Linked DNA regions of Homo sapiens: region 2 is linked to region 1. A link is a loop called in an ENCODE intact Hi-C map of the cell type or tissue named here. Cell type or tissue: heart right ventricle. All regions are shown on one strand. Each heading gives the region's core, and the rest is flanking DNA. Links, peaks and the distances in the headings are about the cores only. Region 1 has its middle 63 kb from the start of FGF14-AS2. Region 2 has its middle 96 kb from the start of MIR4705.

The links. Hi-C counts contacts between places; a loop is a spot of excess contacts. Peaks named below come from ENCODE experiments on the same cell type or tissue, not always from the same donor. Only the 100,000 strongest peaks of a DNase experiment are listed, where the experiment ranks them.
Region 2: a loop joins it to region 1, with 4 times the contacts of the local background. A loop is called at or near these places in 39 of 110 quality-filtered maps.

What each region holds. Positions count from the first base shown.
Region 1 is chr13:102,455,914-102,458,837 of GRCh38, reverse strand. No RefSeq gene overlaps it. Among named protein-coding and RNA genes, the nearest start is that of FGF14-AS2, 63 kb to the right of the region's middle. In heart right ventricle, for the core only: CTCF peaks have their summits at 1,134 and 1,333 (motif pointing right); a DNase peak (open chromatin) is centred at 1,317.
Region 2 is chr13:102,140,127-102,143,050 of GRCh38, reverse strand. It overlaps a transcript of FGF14 not described here. Among named protein-coding and RNA genes, the nearest start is that of MIR4705, 96 kb to the right of the region's middle. In heart right ventricle, for the core only: CTCF peaks have their summits at 1,022 and 1,222 (motif pointing left); no DNase peak of the experiment used is centred there; H3K27ac peaks cover 411 bases.

The DNA of each region.
Region 1 (2,924 bases), core at 171-2,670:
TTTTATTTTTCTGAGACATCGTCTTGTTCTGTCACCCAGTCTGGAGTGCAGTGGCATGTTCTCGTTTGACTGCAACCTCCGCCTCCCTGGTTCAAGTGATTCTGCAACCTCAGCCTCCTGAGTAGTTGGGACTACAGGGGTGCATCACCATGCCTGGCTAATTTTTGTATTTTTATTAGAGACGGCGTTTCACCATGTTGGCCAGGCTAGTCCCAAACTCCTGACCTCAGGTGATCTGCCTGCTGTGGCCTCCCAAAGTGCTGGGATTACAGCAGGTGTGAGCCACTGCACCCAGCGGAGTTATTAAGATTTTCATATCTCCTTTAAGCAACTATTTCAATGCCCTTTGAATTCCATATATAAGGCATATATTTGGATATGAATACTATATGAATATATGTAAATATGATCCTGGTTAAATTACACATGATGTGAGGCTTGATGTGCTGCCTTTTTTACTTAATATTCTGTCAATGCTTTCTAATGTCATTGAAATGTGCTGAAGGCTTTATTTTTAATGCCTGCATAGTATTTCTCAATATGAATTCATCATATTTATTTATTTCCCTTTCATGTAATTTATTCCAAATTTGTCATTGTTATAAACATTCAGGGATTAAGCCAGTTGTAACCTTGGCTGTAAACTTTTATGCTGACAGCCAAATCAACAATTCAACATATCATGAGAAGAGGAGAAAGGATGTGAAATTTCTCACTGTGGTAACACTTGATGACTGTAATTATGACATTGATCCTATATCTCACCTCCATTGGTAGATATAGAAACTGAGGCTCATATTGTTAAGAGAACATGCCCTAAGTTACACAATTAATCAGTGGAAGAAGTGAGATTTAAACCCAAGTCTACCTCACGTCAAAATCCACACCTTTTCCTCTGTGGTGTATGTCCCTGTTCTGACTTAGGAAATTTCCCTCTGTAACTCCAGTGGGGCTACTAAGTGTAAACGGGTATTGTGAAGGAAGGTCCGTCTTAGAGCTGCAGCCAGTATGCCCTGTTCCACCAGGGGTACAAAACAGTTAAATCTCTATTATTCTCCAAATCAAAGGAATCGGGCCCTCCTCTTACAATCTTTGAAGATCTTTTTGTTTTCTTACCCCTGGAATTTTACTTCTATCAATTTTCACACCTGAAGCACACATACATGCGCGCACACCACACACACACACACACACACACACACACACACTCCACATGACAGGTCAAGAATCTCAGGCTATCCTAGATGACGTGTCAATCACCTCGCACAGAGGAAACCGGAAGTTTAAAGGTTGTCTGCAGTCCCTGTAGCCATTGCTGCCACATGGTGTCACTGTTGAAGCACAGGCAGACCAGCTGCCCCAGTACTCTCTCCTTTGTCCCCAGAGTTGGGCATGAGCCTCCCTACCTCCATGTCCCCTCTCTAAACGACATGGTGACCTGGAAATCGGATACAATCCCTGGCTGCCTCTGGCTCAGATACTTCTTTCCATGGGGCAGAGTCGCCATCATTCATTACACATATATACAAGACACACAGGTATGTGAGCTGCCTGTCTCAGGTGTGCAAACTTAGCCCACAGCCTCTTGGCTAGATCACATACCAGTGATCTAGGTTCAACGCCACCCATTGGTAATGTGGCTACTTGAATTAAGACAAGTAGTGGGGGTGACCTGCTAAAGATAGTGCTATCAGTTTCTTTCCTCCTTCAGCCAAAAAACGTTCTTTTTTGCTGTTGGGTATGTGGAGAGCTGGTTTACTCATCCATGTGGAATGATGGAGATTTTTCCCTTCCACCCCTTCTCAGACAGAGGATAAAAGCCCTTATGTTTTTAGGATCTAAGTCTTACTGTCTCTTAGAGAAGAGAAAAAAATTTCTTTATGTCTCAAAAGTCCAAGGTTTTGTCTTGGGCAAACGTGTAATTTTAGAGAGAAAAAGTTGGTGTTTCAGGGAATGAAACAAAAAGCAGTGAACTCTGTGATTATCCCCAAATTCCAGGAGAAAGGGCAAGGTGGGTGTGGATTTCGTTATGGGCAGGTGACATGCATGTTTTGGCACAGGAATCCCTAGCACTGTGCCTAGTGCTGTGGCTGGGGTGCCGGATGCAGGTACCATGTAGAAGAGGAGGTGGAGACACGAGCCATCAAAGAACCTGACTGGTCTGAGCCTGCAGCTGGTGACAGCCCTATTTTGTTGTGATTGGGAGGGCAGGTTGCAAAATCAGAGAAAGAAGGGCCACTAGCACCTGCGGGAGCTCAGCGACATCAAGACATTTCTCCTCTTAGGAGTGCACATTTGGAGGAAGCCACCTCTGGGACATGGAAGATATTCCTTTTCTTTGAATATCTAATGGGAAGTGGGAGAATCCCCAAGAGTTTAAAAATGGACTTTGTGTCAATCTGCCATTTGGATGCCAAGCCAGATGAAATTTAATGTGGAGACATTAAAGCAATGTGAAATTGCACCCCAGTGTTGAGTAATAGTCTATAGAATTACCCCTCATGCATACAACCACCTGTCCAGATTCAAGCCTCTACTATACTGATCAATTTTACCTACCTCTTGTCAGAATAGAAGAGACCCATCTCATCACTGACGTTCAGGATTCCATCTTGTCCAGCTGGCTCAGGGACTTCTCCGTCATCACCTTCTCTTTCTTCTGTGTCTTCAACCCTTTGCTTTGCCTTGATCTCTTTCCCATCAGCTTTTTAAATACACCCTAGTCTCTTCCATCTTAATAAGCTTTCATCATTTGCCAAATTATCTTTGCGTTAGGCCCTTGTTTGTAGCTAGAACACTGACCAAAGCCTTCAGGAGTGGTCCTGCTCTGTTGTCTGCCAGAATAACTGCTTATGACCTGAGCAACCAGTAGCAATATCAACAATAGAAATTTTGGGAGCATAATGGAATGCTAGAGCCCAAAG
Region 2 (2,924 bases), core at 141-2,640, 320 kb after region 1:
AATCTCAAGTTGGCATCAGGAGGAAAATGACAAAACCTGAAGCAGGAAAGGAAACAGGATTGGACTAGAGCAAAATGTTTATAGAAGGTGCAGAAGGTGTGTAGATTTTAGTAGAGCATTTTTTAAAAAGAGAATAAAAGCGTATGTTGTTTTTAAAGGAAACATTGGAAGGGACTAAGCTGAGTGATTGAATGAACATCTATTAACTCCTTGTTTATAACATTCAAAATTTGTGTTTTAGAGAAATTTTAATAAAGTGAAGACAAGCTACATTTTGATACATTCTTGATGCTACTGTGAATTAGTGATGGGAAACATCAAGGTGTGAAAGGTATGGAAGCTACCAACTCATCACTTTTATCCAATTTGCGACAGCATTTTCACTTTCCTCATCATGCCATTCACCTTGCTACCCTTTCTACCTTAGAGGCATCTCAGCAAGCTTTGAACTTTGTTTTGGCTTTATTTCCAATACAATCATTGGCTCTCACAAGGCCCTTTTCCAGCAAAATAATAATAACCCTGAAAACAAATCAAGGAAGTTATCAAAACCTAGTCATAGTTATTAGTACTTGTCAGACATCCAGGGTGACAAGATTAGGGACTGTTTGCTTATTCTGGAGAAGTTGGGTTTTTTCCTTTTCCATTTTTTTTTTTAAGGAGTAAAACAGCTGTTGCAGATGGAGGTATTCTGCGAGCATGACTCAAGCACAGTATTGTGTGAAAATGCAACCAAATCATATCCTATTTTTACCACAGTGCTACATTTGTTAAGAAAAGATGCAATATATATCTAATATTTGCAAGATTTGGGATCAGTTTTGTGAACTGTATTGTGCTTGATGATTTAGGAGAAAATCACTCCAAAGATTGTAAGTGTGGTGTAGACAAATATGAATACTTTTGCTAATTTGTGGCATTTTGCCATGTTGCTGTAGCAGTATTTTTATGTGCTAGTCTATTTCTTGGTAGCCATTTAATTTTTATTATTTGTGTCTAAAATCTTATGAACCATTGATATTTCTTATTTCCCTCATGCATGTGTACTTTATTTTTGAGAGAAAGAGGGAAGAGAACAAAATGGTACACGGTGAAGTATGAGTATGTTTTGATTTTTCTTCTCAGATTTAAAGAAAACATGCATATCTACATATCTTAACTCAGTCACCGTTCCAAAATATGGAATTTTGTCATTTTCAAAACCTTTTCCCAGAAAACAGCCTTATTTGTGCCCTCTAGTGGTAGATGCATAAATTTATGCAGTAAGTCAGAGAAAGCTGCCTCTTTTTTTCTTTCGGTACATTATGATTCAGCATCCAAATAACTAAATAGTGTTAACTCATACCTATACTTAAAGAAAAATCCTATGTAATTGAGCTTAATATGTTTTCCAAATGCATCACAATTATGTATTGGAGAAATAACCCTAGCAGTTATCTAGCTAGAGAAACTTCTGAAATTACAATAGTATAACTCCTCATGATTTTCAGGTTCCTTTTGTCCAGCAAAATGCTGTTATTCTTTGAGAAAAAGTAAGTACATTTTCCACAAATGCATTTTCTCGTCTTGAAATCTGTTTTAAAAACTCTTCTAAATTGCTGCATTCGTTCATAAACTGTTTCTTGTTTTTGTACTGATAAGTATCACTAGAAAGCTACATGAAAGAGAAAACTGTCTTGTTTAACGTAGCAGTAACTGACCCTCATAGAAAAGGCCCAGATAGAAATGGCTCTTGAACTCATGGCTCCACTGAACATCTACTGGGTGTACAACCAGTTCTGTTTCGTGTCTCTGAAACAGTCACTGCCTTCATTCAACACGTCCATTTTCCTGGGTGACCAAAGTTGATTGGGCCAGGAATAGACTCCCTGTCCAAACCAAGCCAACTAGAATCCTCCCCTGGGATTTCTGAAACTAGTGCTGATAAAGAGAGTAGGTCTATTTCTAGTAGAGGAAGCCCTACAATATATTTTCTGAAAAACTATTGGTAGCCATGTTTACTGTCAAATGTTGGTGGTGAGTTAAGAATGGGAAAGAAAATTTTGGTGGCATTAATGCCTCTGGTTTCTGTTGTGAGGATGCAGCTGTCTGCTCTTCCTATAACCCCACTTTTCTTTTTTTGGTCATTTAATTCATCCTTGGATTTGGTAACACAATACATTCTTAGTATGCTTAGGTTAATTTGGGTTTGAGTTTAGTTTCTATCACTTTTTGCCGAAGTAATACGACAATACAACAAGGCATGTTGTCAGTTTCTATTCTTGAATTTTCTCATAACCCAGTTTATAGATTGAGTACTGGGGGCAGAGTTTCTGCTAAAGGGTCAGGGAGTCTCCTCAAAAAATTGTGACCTCTTTCATATTCATCTTGAGGTTTTATTAAGTTCAGGTTCTGCTACTTTATCCCTATTTAGAGGTATCAGCTGTCTTTCTTTAAATACCTTGGATTTTCCTATTTTCTCACTCCCCTTATCAGCATAGGTAATGATAAATCACATGCACACTGGACTTCCTTCATAGCAGTCTGTTACCTTTTACAGGTAGTTTTCAGCCTTTTATCTCTAAAATAATGGAATGATACACTTTGTTTCTTTTTGAAGTAAAAGTTGGGGAGAAAAATATGAAAATCCCTGGGTGGCTTAGGCACACATTTCTTTTGCATCTGAAATGATCCAACATCAAACATTGTGCCTAGTACACAGAAAGCACTGAGTCTGTTTTGGTTAAATATAATAGCAAAATTAGTTAACATTATTGAGTATCTGCTATATACCAGATACTGTATTGGGTAGTCATTTTATTTATGTCTAGTACAAGTTTTAACTTTTACAACTTTTTTGAACAACTTTTCAAAGACCCCATTATTATCCCCATTATAAATGAGCACAGATGGAGGGCTTGCCCAAGGCCACACAACTAATAAGA